2 separate regions of the Mus musculus genome follow, and region 2 is linked to region 1. A link is a loop called in an ENCODE intact Hi-C map of the cell type or tissue named here. Cell type or tissue: gastrocnemius. All regions are shown on one strand.

Region 1 (8,000 bases):
AACTTAGGTGTCTCCTTTCAGCTTCCTTAGAGAAGCCCAGACCATGTCTGAGCAAGGGCTGGAGGCCCAGAGAGGTTTAGAACTTGTGCAGAATGGGAAAAGACATCTAGGTCAGGTTTAAAAGTGGCCAAGCAGCCCTCAGACACACCGAGGACCTGCTCCAAGCACCTCAAGTGGAGGTACAGATGCTGGGGAACACACATATCTGCAGGATGAGCCTCTGGAGCCCTTGGGGTGCATAGGACCATGGGTAAAGCAACAAGGAGCCCCTGTCAGTGGGGCCAAGGAGGTTGCAGGGGTGCAGTGTTACTGTCACCGTAGGGATTTCCCCAGTAACACAAACTTTCACTCTGGCCAAGGAAGAACATGGCCTACCTTAGTGGACAGCTTGAGGGACATTGAGGCTGAGGACATTTTGGGGTAAATGGAGAGTATCGAGGTCACGCAAATAGAAGGGCAGGGTGCGAGGCATGCTAGAGAGTAGCAGTGGGAACTGCTGTATCCACTTTCTTCAAGGGCCTGACACGGAAAGGTAAGCAGAATCAGAACCCACCTATTTGGGAACAGCTGTGAAATGGCTCACTGGGTGTTTGCTGTGCAGAACAGCCTGGCACTTCCAGCCTTCTGTGTTCTAAGAATTCAGATCCATGTGAGCTCTGAGTACAGGAGTTCTGCCTGCTCTTCTGTCCTTTCTGGTTGGTGCTGCTGGCAGAACTGGAGGTGGACACAGTGTAGTTAAGGGCTCTTCATGCAGGAGGGAGGTCATCTGGGCAGCAGAGTATGACATCTGTTCCTTCCCCAGAGGGAGAAGTCATTCTTATCCCTCACAGCACAGTGTGGTCCCCAGGGCAGGGATATCAGGCAGAAGCATTTTTAGTGGTCCTGCTGTGGGATGAGCTTTGGGCAGCTTGCAGTCTCTGTCTGGGTCAAGTCCAAGGTCTTCACTGACCGAGTGTTTTCACTCCAAGTGTGAATGCACCTATGGACACACATGTCTCTCCAGATAATCATCATTAAATGTGTTCCAGTGTTTGCCCTTGGGGGCTCATCTCAGGCACTCCACCTCTCCACCATTTCTACAGAGTGAGTGCCCAGTGGACTTAGGGAGATGCTCAGCTTATGAGGAAGGCTAAGGAGCCTTGATCCTAAGACCTTCAGAAGAACAAAACAACCACCCCCCATCCCATTAGGCTAAAACCCCATTCCTATACACCAGCCAGATGAAGCAAAAAGATGCATAGACATACACACACAGCATGAAACACACACACATACACACACACATACACACACACCAGCAGCATAAAGCACAGATGCACAAACACACACACTTTGAATTTTTTGAAACTTTAGCTGTACTCTGTTTTAGAAAAAAAAAAGCATCCCAGTTAACTGTATTCAGTTATCACTGTGCAGAAAATATTCAGTTATCACTGTGCAGAAAAGAACAGCAATATTGATCAAGAAATATCAAACTCAACTGTTTTCCATTTGTAAGGGTAACACTATTAAATATGTAGGGCAATATCTGTATGGGTTTGGTTATAGAAATTAGGAAAGTGTTTATGAAACAACAATACTACCCTACAGAATACTCAGCTTGCATTCTGCCTGCAAAGAGGAACCAGGTGAGCTTGATGTCATGTCATGGGATGCTGAGACTAGAGAGGCAGAAGAGAGCTCTCTGGTCCACATCAGCAGATTTGCCGCTTACATCACTTTCTTTGCTTTCCTAACATTCCATCTTGTCCCTAGTTATGCGGAAGGAAGCCAGAAAGAACATGCCGAACCCCTGCCCATTGTAATCTGAAGAATACAAAGATGGATTTTTGTTGTGAGGTTCCTGTGTGTACAAATAGCTCTAGGGAAACCAGGAATGTTAAATACACAGGGCTGTCTTTTCAAGGAAAAAATATGTATAACCTGTTTTCTACCCAGAAGGCTGGGAATGAAGGTGATTGATTGCTCAATAGCCTGGTGATCTGTATTATCTATCATGTGCAGGTCTGGAGGTGCTTAGTAGTAAATGGCCTCTGCATTATTTGTATTGCCAGGGGTGCTCTTAAGTTTTCACAACCAGGACCAGAGGTAGCTAACAGCAGAAATGACATCTACACTATCTGTACGACTGAGACCATATCAGATCCTTTGCTAGGCCTTTAAGATAATACATGTAGCCTATCTCTAGAACCCATCTTCTTGGAAGATGTGGCATGGATTTGAGTTGAGTTTCCTTGTGCTCATGAGACTGTATTACACCAGAAATTGTTTTTTTTTTTTCCAAATTATTCTGTGCTTGAATATGCTGGCAATCAACTGCTCAGGGTCACACTCTAGAGGTTGGGGCCAGCACCATCTAAGTCATACTGAACCGGATTCCTTCTTGCTTCTAGCAGATGGGTACTCTGCCAGTCCTGGTGGTCACAGAGACTCCCACAGAATTTCAACTGATAACTGGAGGGCTCAAAGGTGAGAATGACATGCAGGTGACATTATCATAGAAAAGGAATGTATGTATTTACCTGTGATAGGTGGCAGGTCCAGTACACGATGCGGCTCCTGGGAGTTATGGATCATCTTACAATGAGATACTTATAGCCTGCTGAGGCATTCTATAGGTAGTCATCGAAAGTATGGTAGATCAGGAGCCAAATAAAAATATTGCTTGGCTTAGTCCTAGCTTAAATACAACTCTTAATCCCGAGCTGGTTCCAGCATACCCAGGCATTATTTGGGAGGCAGTCTTAAGAAGACTTGGAAGTAAGTATTGGTGCATTCAAGAACTGGACATGGAACACTGAAAAAAGTCCCAATTGCCATTTTGATGCCCTTTAAACAGACAGGACTACTCGTTAGAGGAAAGTCCAAGTTCACTGGAACAAGGCAGAAGAGCAGAAAGTGAAAGATTTCAGCATGATGATAGAAGATCTTTCTGTCCTTAGAGAATCAGAATAAGTGAGGCTCCAGCTTAAGCAGGAGGGAGACCTTTCTTGAAGCATTCTGTTTGTGTTCTTTGAGCAAAATGAACCAAAGGCCAACAAATGCAATACATATTATTTATATGTACATTGAGGCCAGGAAACAGAACAGTAAAAAACAGGGCTTAAGGGCCATTTGCCCATTTCTTCCTGATGTGTTCAATGTCTTCAAGAAGGGAAGAGGGGCATTTTGAGGGGAGAGCATTCTGCTTTCAGACATTTATGTATATCTAGTATCAACACGGCGCTGGCTTAGACCCTCAAAGCGTCTCAAGATCATACCCCAGCCAGGCCCCTCAGGTCCTGTGCTGGTTTTGAGATGGCCATGGATTGTTGATTAAGGATGAGTGAACATGCAAATCAGATGGAGGTCCTGGAAGGGCTCTTACCTTCCTTTACCTGAGCAAGGTTTAGTGTGAACTTTGATCCAATTGATATAGCAGGTAGGGGTTAGGATAAGAAAAAACAAATCAAAGCTATCACAGATGCTTTAGAGCCATTTACATTTTCAAACACATATATATCAGACATGGGGATCCATATCAGCACAGGCCAGATCAATGACAATGACGAAAGCAGTTGGCCTAGAGTCATTTGCACAACATGGGAATTTCGGAGATGAACTGAAAGAGAGAAACTAGTAGTATTTAATGACAGATATTGGGAGCTCCCCCAGCGACAGTGAGTCTGCTCCCCCACAAGAGAAGTGAGTCTTCTCTTCCACTCGCCACTTGAAGCATTTGTGCCGTGCTCCCGGATTTCTGAGCAGCCTAGTTCTGTGCTGGAATAGTGACAACTTACATGGAAGGCGTTAGTGAGTTTCCGATCTGTCACTCGGGAGGCAGTTACAGATAATATAACCCCACTTTTCAGCGATTATTCTGCTTAGCACCAGGGAAGGACTCAAGACCCTTTGATGAGAGTCAACATTACGCCAATGGGGCTTTTTTTTCTTTTTTCCCCCCTCCCTTAGTTACAGCCAGTAGTGACATCACATATCTACTCTGTAAGACTGCATGCATACCATTAATGCTCTCTGTTTTCCCTTGTTTTCTAACCCCAGGGAAGGCAAGGGTAGACAAATGCTGGATCGATTATAATTCTGGTCGCATGTTATTTAAATTTCCTATTATAGGAACCAAGTAGTCACCAATGATACCACATTGTAAAGCAGAGACTGGTACAAGGTACAACAGACGCTAGGATTTAATGCAGCATCTCTGCCACACTTAATTAGTGGTGAGGATTACTTTCTATTCCATGAAGAAAACTGCTAAACAGTTTCTTCAGTCCAAATGGAGTCGGTGGCCTGGCCCCCAAACTACTCACCAGTAGGTGGTGCTATAACAAAAGCAATCAAAAGAAAGCAGCCACACTAGTCTGGCCCTGGCCAGAGATTGGCCTGATGGGTAAGGGCAGGAAGCCTGGAGGCTGCCTGTATCTGCTAGTAGGTGGCTGATCTGACAGGAACTGGTGTCCTGGCCCCAGCAAGGTCATCAGCCTCAGGGCAACCCTTTCTCCTGTGCAGACATCATGGCTTTAGGGGTCTTCAAGTATTAATAAAATACTTAAAGCTCAAAATCCACTTCAGATTTATAAGCACCTTCACATACACTATTAGAGTGTATCTTGGTAAACAGAAGTGAATAAATTCACCTTAGGAAATAACTGCGGAGGCTCCTACATAAGAGCATGGAGACTTCCCAGTATGTCTGTGCCTCTTTAGTCCCTTCACATGGATGCAACATAAAAGTTTCTCCTCTACAGTACTATGTACTGCCAAGTCCCCCAAAAGAACTTCTCTCTCCACAGTTCCACGCGTGTGATGTGCACAATGTCTCAATGACAGAACGGACAGAGATGTAAATGCCAGAGGACTGTGGATGCACAAACACAGCATCTAACCTGCTGCTCTCTCCCACGTCTGCTGGTTCTGCTGTGTAGCCGCCTCAGATGCTGTCATGGAGTCTACAAGTACTGACTCTGTTCACCAGCCTCCACAGGTTCTGACCCCTCTGAAAGAGTCACACTGTGTGCTCTAGGCCTCCTCCACAAAGATGAACTCTACCCAGAGTTGGGATTTAAGCACTGATGACTTGGAAGCTGGACAGGAAATAAGGCACTGGGGAGCACTAGGAAGTTGTGTGGTTTCTATGTGACCTATGCCCCACATGGTATGATGCACAGTAAGGGAGGGAAGGGCTAGAGAGTCAGGCAGGATCATCCCCTGGGATGACTCGACTTCCAGTTGAAGGCACAAGGCCTCTTCCACACTTGGGAAACACAGTTTCTTCAGCTACTGGGTCCAGTGCTGTGCTGGAGTGAGCTACCTCTTCTTCTGTGGGCTCGGCCATTAGTCTGGGCTGGCCAAGTACTACTGAGGGCACACCTGAAGGGAGACAACAGGGATGCCACCTGCCTTCCACATACAGCTCTTAATTGACAGTTACAATGGAAGGTGCATGGACCTGTTCACGTGATCTCCTGGAAGAGCTGAAACCCATCTTGGTTCTGTAGGAGGTCTGCAGGTTCTCTGCAGGGCTCTCCTCTATGCAGTCCCCATCCAGTCCTCTCTTCCAGTGAGGACTACCTTGCATAATCATAAAAAGAAAAGGGTAACAACAGCTGTGTGTGCGGTTGACCAGAAGGTCGATTCTACTACCTCATTCACTGCAGCTGAACTTGACTATTAAGGAAACAAACCCCAAACCATAATGTTGGTTAATCTCACCCCCATCTATTCCTTCTAATCCTAAACTGGTTTGGCTGTGAGACACACCTGGATGCTGAGACAAAAGCAGATAGATTCAGTACTTGTAAATTTCATATTTATTATAACAAAAATTACGACATGTCCATTTGGGCATTCTGCTTCCATATAACTCTGGATGTGTAGATGGTATAAGGGACTCTATACAGTCATGCTGATTGTGGCAGCAGGAAGGAACACAATTAAAAAATGTCTGTAAAAGGTTCTGGGTTCCCGAGAACAGGGCCACATTATCTGCACAGAAACACGCTGCACATGGCCCACACTGAAGATGAGCTACGTAGGGGTGGGGCAGGGAGGCTCTTCAGAGCGAGTAAGGGGTCAGTTATTTAGGCTGTGTCCTTATGCAAGACTACAAACACTTTAAGCTTCACTATGTAACACTGAGATATTTACAATAGAAATTTCTCAATCAACTGTTCTCTCAGAGAAAATTAGTGACTCCCAGTGACTTAAGTCACCTGACAGAGTAAAGCAACTCCTAGGAGTTAGTCGCCATATTCTACAAATGTCTACCATTTTCAAGACAAAAAAAAGCTTTCCCCACAAAGAAATACACAATTACAATATTATTAAATCATTTAGCAATGGCAACTTGCCCTGCCTTCCAAACAAACAAAACAACAAAAGCCATTTTTAAAAATATTACATTATCATTAACTGTTTCTCTGTAATATATTAAACCTTTTGTTCTTTGTCTTTACACAGTTGATATGTTAGGGAAAGAAGTTAACAAATTTAAATCATATTGGTAAAGTATCACTAGAAGAAAAGTGGTTAATTGTTAAAAGTAACCAATACAAAGAGAACCTACAGATGAGCTGCAGAGACAGGTGGGGCAGTGTCTGGGAGAGGGCATGAAGTTAACACCCCTGGTTTAATGTGAGCCTGGGAGACTCTCAGTCTCTCTGGTTAGTTTATTGTTTAAAACAGTACTCAGGCTGGGTCATAGCGGTGTATCGTAACAGTCTGGCAGGTGATCCATTTGGAAGTGCCGCTGTGGCTGTGGCTGTGGCTGTGGCTGTGGCTGTGGCTGTGGCTGTGGCGGCTGGGGTGGTGGTGGCAGCTGCTGCTGCTGCTGCTGCTGCTGCTGCTCCTGGTGATGTTTCATGATTTCTTTGACTTCCTCTTCCAGCTCTGGGGGGATGATAAACTGATCATCTGGATCTGGCTGAGCAGGGGCTGCAAAATAGCCTCCTGGCTTCCGGAGAGGCGCATCTGCAGCAACCTCTATCACATTATGGCTCCTTTCCTGGGGAGCTACAGAGCCATTAGCCCTGCGTCGTCCAATGGTTCCCACAGCAGAAAAGTCTGCCTTCTTGGACAGACCTGACTCATCCTCATTGGCACTGATGACAATGCCCTCATCACTGGCCTCAGCTGGCACCTGAAGTAGGTGCTGCTGTCTCTCCTTTTCCTTGGCCCTGCTGCAGTGGATGTCTACTTCCACCTCAACCCGGCTGCCGTTGCTGAACACCCCCTCAATGGGTTCTTCATCGTCACTGTCAAGGCCGTTGTCAGAGAACGCGCTGGAGAAAGTAGCGCTGGACAGCTGACGTTGGAAGGAGTTAGACAGGCAGACAGGGTGGAGCATGCAGCGCTGCTCGTTGGGGTAGGCAGGGCTGCTCTCATTCAGGACTCCAGACGGGGGCTCATCAGAGGCTGTGGAGCCCACCTCACTACTCATCTCGGAGGTAGACAGTTCACTGCTGATCTCAGATGCCATGCCACTGCTGGAGGATGGCACACCCAGCCCATCTGAGGGTCGGTCCTTGATGACCATGTTGACGGATGGTGGGAAGATTCCGGGGCTGGGTGGTGGCATGCTCCCTCCAGCACTGAGCTCACAGCAGCAGAAGCTGTCTTCGGTGACACTTAGCTGTACCACCACAGCACTGATGCTGTCATGGCAGCCATAGCTCTGAGCCAGGGTGCAGAGCTTCTTAGCAGCAGCCAGAGCATCTGGCACATTGCGTACAGCTTCCACAGCCTCGTCAATGGATAGGCTGTCCCACAGCCCTTTGCTGCCCAGGATGAAAAACTCATCCTGTGGAGTCAGAAGCACCGACTGCACATGGGGGCGAGGCACCACACTGGGATGGAGGAAGGTGTAGCCCAGGATGCGCGTGGACTCTGTCACTCCATTGACCTTGCCATCCTAGAAGAAAAATTTCCAAAGAGACAGTGAGCACAGAGCACATGTGGTTACTGAGCAGCCTCCCTCTGGGCCACTGACTGGGTCACAGGACGGT
Region 2 (8,000 bases), 510 kb after region 1:
AGCTTAACGACCAGCTAGGGTCCTTGTTGTTGTTATTGTTGTTTGACAGTGGAAGCTACATAGGGCCAGGCGCCTTACTGCTTGGTTCCCACTGCCCCCAGGTCACATGTTGCTTCTTGCCTTTCTTCATTTTTTTCACAGAGTATCTGAAGTATTTATTTTAGTACAGCTATGCAGATGAGAAATTATCTTGTGCTTTTCTGGAATGTATTTTCCTTCTGTTTTAAAGGATTCTTCCCCCAGATGCAGAATTATAGACGTTCTGTTGTCTTTGTCTTTGCCTTCGTCGTCGTCATCAACATCATCAACTCTGTTGTTGTTGTTGCTGCTTAGTGTGTAAAGTATGCTCCTCCATTTTTTCATCACTGCTAGGAGGTTAACTGTTAGTTTTCCTGTCACTTCTTTGGAGGTAAGGAATCTTTTCCAGTTGGCTGCTTGCAAGGTTTCCTTTCTAACCCACCTGACTAGGGCATGCTTGCCTAGATGTGCTGTATCTCTCTGACACTTTACGGTTTTAAGAATCCTTAAACTGAGGACTTAATTCAGTACTGTGTCAGCTGGCATCACACTCAGTTTCTCATGTGCTTGGTTTTCTGACTTTCTGGAGCTCCAGTTACACGTGCTGGACATGCTTGCGTGCACCATATGTGCAGGTGTGCTTATCATTTATCAATATGTTTCCCGACTGATGTCTCTACTTTGACAGCACTTTTCACTTCACAGATGCTCTTCTTTGTCTACTCTTTTTTAATTTCTTTCCATTAAACTCTTAATTAGTACCACCCTATTTAGTGAGGGTTATAGTAGGAGAAACACTTCCTACTGTGCTCCGGGCATGTGTTCGAACGATGGAGTCTCTGATCTGAAGCCCCAGCGTATCCCCAAAGTACATTACCACTGCCACTTTACAGTTGAGAATGCTTACATTTTTTGAATTTAAAAAAAAAAAGTATTCATTTACTATTGTGTGTACTCAGGACATGTTAGAGGGCACTGGGCACATGCCATAGCATGCTTGTGGAGGTCAAAGGGCAACTTTATGGAGTCCATTCTGTCCTTTCACCTTTACATGGGCTCCAGGGATTAAAGACAGGTCATTAAGTTTGGTAGCAAGCTCCTTTGCCCGATGATTACCCAATGAACCATCTCAATAGCTCCAAAGTTCTTACCTTTAGTTTTTTGATTTTGTTTGTTTGTTTGTTTTTGTTGTTCTAATATTATACTTTGTATTTAAAAATACCATAGAATATAGTTTTCTGGGTGTAAGTTTCCATTGGAAATCTACTTTCGTGTTCATGCCTGATCAGTCCAATATTGGGGGTCATCTGTGCATCTTTATTTTCGTCTGCTTTTTCCTCCCCATCCTTAGTCATTGGCTTCTGCCGTCTTGCAATTTTAAGCAGAAAGCATCACGGTGAGTGTTCTGAATGGACCGATAGGTTTCATTATCTCCCGGACATCATTGAGTTTTCTCCTGGCAAGAAGCAAGAACACAGGCAGATTACCAAGCTCCAACCCTGGACTGAAAAGGATTATCGCTGGCTTTCTGAGTTAGGTTACAGGAGTTCCAGCGCATCCCAAGCGATCACGGCTTATCATGGTCATGTATGATGCCGAGTCTGTGTATGCACATGTGCTGCTGGTCATTGCGTACATAGTCCTGGAGAGTTGCTCTCTGCCATGACTCTCATGGCCATGTTGTCAAGAAAACAATGTCTTTATCCCAAAACTCTGGGCTTCAAGAGACATAAAGCAGAAAATGGTGACCCCTGACTCTCCTCCTGGAGGTGCGGCTTTGAGTGTTTCTAACCAGGGTGACATTTGTGAGTTGACTGGATCACTCCCAGGACTCCCAGGACACCCAGGGATGGGATTCCCTGTGCTGATCTTTGGAATAGAACAAGGCAGGCCTGTCTTTTGAACTGAGTTCAGGGGCAGCTGAAGATCCCTGCATCTCACGAGGCTTTCAAGACCTTCTTGGTGATGAACAAGCAAAGAAGACACTTGTGAAAGTATAGAAGGAGGGGAAGCAAGAGAGTGCTGAATTCCATTATCTTAAAATTGCTGGTAATTCTTCCCCCTGAGATGAAGTTTTGATAAAGGCAACAAGCAAAGAAAAGAAGCTGAGGGCCTGCGATTTCAATGGCAAAGAAGAGAATAGGACACAGGGAAACCGAAGGCCCCTGAGGTCAGAGTGTCCTGTTTCACAGTGTTCCTGGGAAGGACCAGAGACGGCAGCTGCCTTGGAAGGACTGAAGGACGCTGCCAGTTTGAGGATGCAGCCCTGTGGGACACTTTGTCATTTTTAAACCGTATCTTTGTGATCACTTAGCAGGTACACTGGGAAACAGCACAGAGCCTGGATCTCTTCTCCATCACTCATAAACCAGCATTTTGCTTTGATTTTGAACAGAATGTGTGATAATTATGTCGGTATCTCTAAGAACATCCCACAAACCCTTTTGAATGTCAGCAAGAAGAGGAGGAAGGGTTATTGATTTTAGATCGATTATGTGTTTTATCCTTTGCTAAGAAACTTTATATTTAGTCTACAAGCTTTAATCCTGAACAGTAAAGAAAGAACTTTTTTTTTTTTCAATTTATGACAAAAGATGCTCACCAAACCATTGTACAAAGAAACTTTGTCACTGAGAAAAGGCAAACTTTTTGGTCAAGTCTGCTTTAACATACACAGAATCAGCAGCCAGGAGAGCCACATTTGTTTCATTGCTATTCAGTCCCCAGGCTCGGGCCAAGCTTCTTGGCGGCTTGTCTTGCTTTCCTGTAGTTGGTTCACATCTACAAAGATTTTGACAGACTTCGGTTCCTTCTTCTGTCTTGAGTATTTGAGGTTCAACTGGAAATGCGCTTTTTTTCTGTCATGGTATAAAAATATAAAAAGCTATCCTCCTTTTGGGGGCTGGCTGCTTTCTGAGTATTCCAAGGGTGTAATGAGCACAGAGTGTTCTCTGTGTCTGGCCAGTTTCGGGTGGCATCAGATAAGGTGCTGTGATGGCATCCCCGTGATCACCATTCCTGCCAGAGTGACAGGCCAACCCAACTGACAGCCACCTTCTATGTCATCCCTTGGCTACAAGAGCTTGGATGAACATTCTCACTTGTTGCCTGATGAGGGAATTTGATCCTAGATGAGGCTCTTAATGAGGAAAGCGGTAGAAAGTTCTGCCTCCTTGGCGACTAGGTCGTACGAGAAGGGCAAGCGACGTCTTCTAACTCAACCTCTAGAAGCGTCACTGGCTCTGGGATTTTGTTGAGATTATTTTCAGATAGCAAGAGTGAAGTTCAAGGGCCCCTGGCCTAACCTTTGACGGGGCGCCACCTGGTGGAACTGTTCTTGCATACAAGCGATTTGCTGTTTGGGAGCCCTCTGCCATCAGGAAGATACTGGTCACCGGCTGCAAGACTGTGCACGCTAAATGAGCAAGGGTATTTCAAAGCCCTGGAACTTGATGCTCATACTCTTCAAAGAAGAAGGGGAAGAGATGGAGAGGGGGAGGGGAGAAAAGGGGAGGGGGAGGGGAGGGGAGGGAAGGAGAGAGAGAGAGAGAGAGAGAGAGAGAGAGAGAGAGAGAGAGAGAGAGAGAGAGAATATACTCTAGCTGCCTGGGAAGGGAAGTGCCTGGAAGTTTCTATCAGTTTGATTAGGCACTGCCAGATTCATAAATGTCCTCAAGCAAGTAGAAGACAGATGTCCTGTCACAGAAGGTCTTAGAAACACTCTCATCCAATCAGAGAGGAGCATCCTCACTCTTTCTCCACTCTGGTGAGGTCAGCATTGCACAGGACCTCTGAGTTTCCCACTTTAACAGCTGTTCAGTACAGCAGGAACGGCCTCCAGCCTCCAGACCCTCCTGTTAAGAGGCAACTTGCTGTAGTTCTGTAATTTCATAAGGTTAGAATGTCAGATACCAAGAACTCAGCAGGCTGGGGAGATGGCTCAGTGGCTCAGGTGCTTGCCTTTCAAGTGACTTGGGATCCTTAGCACCCATGTAATTTCTGCCTGGGGTAGCAGTCCAGTCTGTAGTGGGTGGAGACTGGAGACCCAACCTCCAGAACAAGTTGCCTAGCTAGGCTCCCAGAGCTGTCAAACTCTTCAAATGAGAGACCATGCCTTACTTAATAGGTAAGGTGTAGTGAGGAAGACAGCTGACTGTTAACCTCTGGCCTTTCCATGTATGATTGCATGCGCACACACGAGCACCCACACACATGTGGACAGGAGCACACATACATACCACACACACACACATATATGACACAATCATGTGCAAAACAAAATGAAAAACAAAAACCCTCTCTGATCAACATTCACCACTCAGCTCTGTAGGAATTTTTCTCTTCTTGGAATAGAGTACACTTGCCTACAGCTGCTGTGTCCTGTGGTATCAGCTGGCAGCCTGACACAGGCAGCCAGAGTCTGAGGTGAAGGTGCCATTGTGGCTGCTCTGTTTCTAGAGAGAGTGTTCTGTGTCTGTCTCCTTGTTGCTGTGTGAGTGGTGCTCTCTCTAACTCCTCTGCTTGTGCACAGGTCACTGCGATCCTAAGGTTGTGTGGCATCCTTAGTGTGTCCCCTCACCATCTTCCCTCTGTGCCTGTCCATCTTTACATGACATGTGTCCCTTCCACTCTTCTTTTAGGACCACTCATATTGCATTGGGCTACACCGACCTCCCGCATGACCTCACCTTAACTTACATCTTGGTTGTACAATGGAAAAGCTCCATTTCCTTCAGAAGAACTGAAGGTCAGATTAATACATCTGTCCATAAGAAATAGGAAGATACAAGCCACAGGTTCTAACCCACTACGGTGCATGTTCTCACATTCCCATTTCATGAACCACGGTGAGTGACAGGCACACACCAGAGGAGAGCACAATGTCTCGCTCTGTTGCTCTGATCTTTACAATTGATTTATTTTTAAATCACATACATATGTGCACGCCAGTATGTTGGAATATGCACATGAGTGCAGGTGCCCACAAGATCCAAAAGAGGCTGTCAGATTCCCTGTCGATAGAGTCCAGTTGTGAGCTGCCTGACATGGTTGCTGGGAACCAAACTCAGGTCCTCTGTAAGAACAATATGCTCTTTTAACCACTCAGCAACCTCTCCAGCTCCCCAAAGAGATGCGTTCGTCCTCACAAAGGCTGTCTGGGCCTGCTACTTGTTGGAAACACCTTTAGATTTATATGTCATTAGCTTTTTACCTGTTCTGTTCTGTTTAGCAGGCATAAAAGGAACAGCTATGACCTGCTATAATATAACCTGTGTCTCCCCAGACACAGATCCTGCTAGAAACCAATACACTTTTCTCTGAGACCTGTTGTCCAGGACTCTCCTTTCCTGACACGTATCTATTCAATAGATCATTCAGTAGAACCCATTCTAAGGCACATGGCATTCTTATGCACTGTGACTCCTTATGCACTGTGCTTGGCTATTGAAAACTTAAGCCAGCGCACAACAGTTGGTGCTCCTTAAGGAAACACCACACTCCTTCCTGCAAGCAGCAGCACAAACATCTAGTGCTGCTTGTTGATAACTTATGCTGCAGCTACTTTGCAGACTGGCTTGTATGCATTATTTCGTTTAATCCCTGAAATAAGCATAATAGAATCATTATCCCCATTTTACACAGCACGTGGGTAACTAGGCATCTTGTGTCTAGTTGCATAGCTTGCTAGTAACAGAGTTGGGATTTCAAATCACATATATGATTCTAAAGCTCATAAAATGTATTTATTAATGATTTCCTCAGTGACTCTCACCAATCCAATGTTCTCTGTATGTACAGTGTGTGTATTGAACATGTACATGCAGGCGTCATATTCTCTTGCAGCACTGCCTCTCACTGAACCTGTACCTGGGTTTGAGGCAGGCATAGGAGATCGTTGAAGCTTGAGACCCCATTGAAACTTGGTTCTACACATACACTTCCTCTTGTGTTAATGCACTTGGCAACCTGGTTCCTTCACCTGCAGGCACTGTGCACACACACACCCTCCAAGCAGTACACCCAGCAACCTCAAGCCCCTACCTGTACCAGGCTACATATACTCTTACATATAATTTTTCTTACCCCTAGTAACAGTCCAGTTAAGTTTCAGCTTAAGTGTATTTCCATTGAATGAGGATATGAAAAATAAAAGGGTCCAACTAGCCTGAAGTGTTTTTGGAGCGTCCTCTAGTAAACTTTAGGCACAATCCTCTGTTTACTCTCCTATGCCTATGCATAATGGGGCATGCATATGTGTCTCGTCCGCTCTCGACCAGCAAGAACGACATGACCACCAGTCCTTCTAACAGCAGTTTATTCAGCAAACTTCAGTCTTCATCTCTCTCGCTTCAACTTTCTCTCTCCATCTTTCTCTCTCTCTGACCCGGGCCTCTCACTCTTATATACTCTCAGCCCTCATCCACTCACGGCAGGCCACGTCACCTCACCAGACACGCAGCTTCAGCTAATCAGGGCAGCAGGGGCATGTCTCCATCAAAATGGATTCGCCAGTATCCTGGTGCACCTGTGCAGCTCTCGTGATGGTTGTGGCTTATTTTCAGGTGTATGAAGAAGTCAGGTGCAAGTCATAAGACTTAGCTGCAGTCCCTGGCGCCTTCTTGGGACTGCTGCCACACCCGCTCCTCACACATATGATTAAAATCAGATGTATCTGGGAAGGGACATGTGCAGCAGGAAAAATGAATATGTGATCTTATCTATCAATCAAAACAGAGAACCATCCAATCTATGTCCTTAAGTAACCAAACTTGCCCTGAACCCTTTTCAGAAAAAAATCCCTGGATATTAATGGACCATGAGTGCCCTCATTCATGTCACCCACTACTGGTCTTTTCAACAGTGTGTCCCTCTATGCTCTGTACTATCAACTTGCTCCAAAGAAAATCATCTTGCTTCTTTTGCAAATATGTGCGAACTCTTCTTTTCAGTTTTTAGGATAAGCAGCGCAAACCCTGGAAATACCTGGCTTAGACCCTGATCACTGTTAGCAAGCTGGCAACTGGCAAGACCCAACAATCTTCCTGTCTCCAGCCCTCGTCCCTTCTGCCTAACCCTCAGATATCTACCTGGTCCTGAAGATTTGAGCTCAGATCTTCGTGCTTGCACATCAAGCACCCTCAGCTCTCCTCTCGACTTATGGGGTCCCGCATTCAGCCCAGGGCTCAGGCCTCTGGGTGAGGTGGACACTAGGAGTTTGACTGCGTAGATGCCACTGCTGGGTGGGCGTCAGGCTGTGAGAAGCCACGAGACCCCGCTTTGGAGGTGGGGAAGGCATAGGTTCTCGAGGACCTGCAGGAGTCGGACTCAGACTCTCAGGCACTATAGACAACATTGGGCACTGCGGAAAAGCTGGGTCTGGAGTCCCTGGGCTGCATGGAGGACAGGGACATTAGGTTTTCAATCTTGGACATCGCAGTCGCCACTGATGTCTCAGAAGAGCTGAGAACAGAGTGGGGACCTACGGGTGAACTCTGGCCTAGGGCTGAGGGGAAAAACGTAGGAGGAGAGAACTCTGGCAGGTTAGGGAAGGGGGAAAGGCGGGGGTGGGGGGGTGGGGGAAGGAGGGGTCGTGGGGATGAAGTCCTTGTCTTGCCTGGCAGGCGGCTTGGGTTGGTGGGAACGCAGGGAGGCCTCTGGGTGAAAGGTTAGAGGCAGCTAGGAAGACCTGCTCCGTTGCTCTTCCATGGCAGGTCCCCATGAGAAGAGGCAGTCCATGGTTTTAAGGCATTTGTTGTAGAAAGGCAGAGAGGGGGAGAAAAGTAGAGAAGTAGAGACTGGTCATGGCCGTGTGGAGAGAGGGGAGAAGGGAAGGCAGAGAGGGGGGGAGCCAGGGAGCAAGAGAGTAAGAGCAGGAGAATAAGGAGGGGTAAGCAGCTCCTTTTATAGTGGGCTGGGCATACCTAGCTGTTGCCAGGTAACTGTGGGGGTGGAGTCCAGACAGAATACCAGGAGCTTGGGGC

Evidence for each region. Hi-C counts contacts between places; a loop is a spot of excess contacts. Peaks named below come from ENCODE experiments on the same cell type or tissue, not always from the same donor. Only the 100,000 strongest peaks of a DNase experiment are listed, where the experiment ranks them.
Region 2: a loop joins it to region 1, with 5 times the contacts of the local background. A loop is called at or near these places in 28 of 42 quality-filtered maps.

What each region holds. Positions count from the first base shown.
Region 1 is chr1:106,392,035-106,400,034 of GRCm38, reverse strand. It overlaps Phlpp1 (PH domain and leucine rich repeat protein phosphatase 1), which reads right to left. Exons shown (of 17, transcript NM_133821.3): 17 at 5,790-7,906. The coding sequence ends at 6,695. Among named protein-coding and RNA genes, the nearest start is that of Gm41928, 130 kb to the left of the region's middle. In gastrocnemius, a CTCF peak has its summit at 4,310 (motif pointing right); a DNase peak (open chromatin) is centred at 4,357.
Region 2 is chr1:105,886,575-105,894,574 of GRCm38, reverse strand. No RefSeq gene overlaps it. Among named protein-coding and RNA genes, the nearest start is that of Gm41926, 27 kb to the right of the region's middle. In gastrocnemius, a CTCF peak has its summit at 3,334 (motif pointing left); a DNase peak (open chromatin) is centred at 3,343; H3K4me3 peaks cover 247 bases; H3K27ac peaks cover 1,269 bases.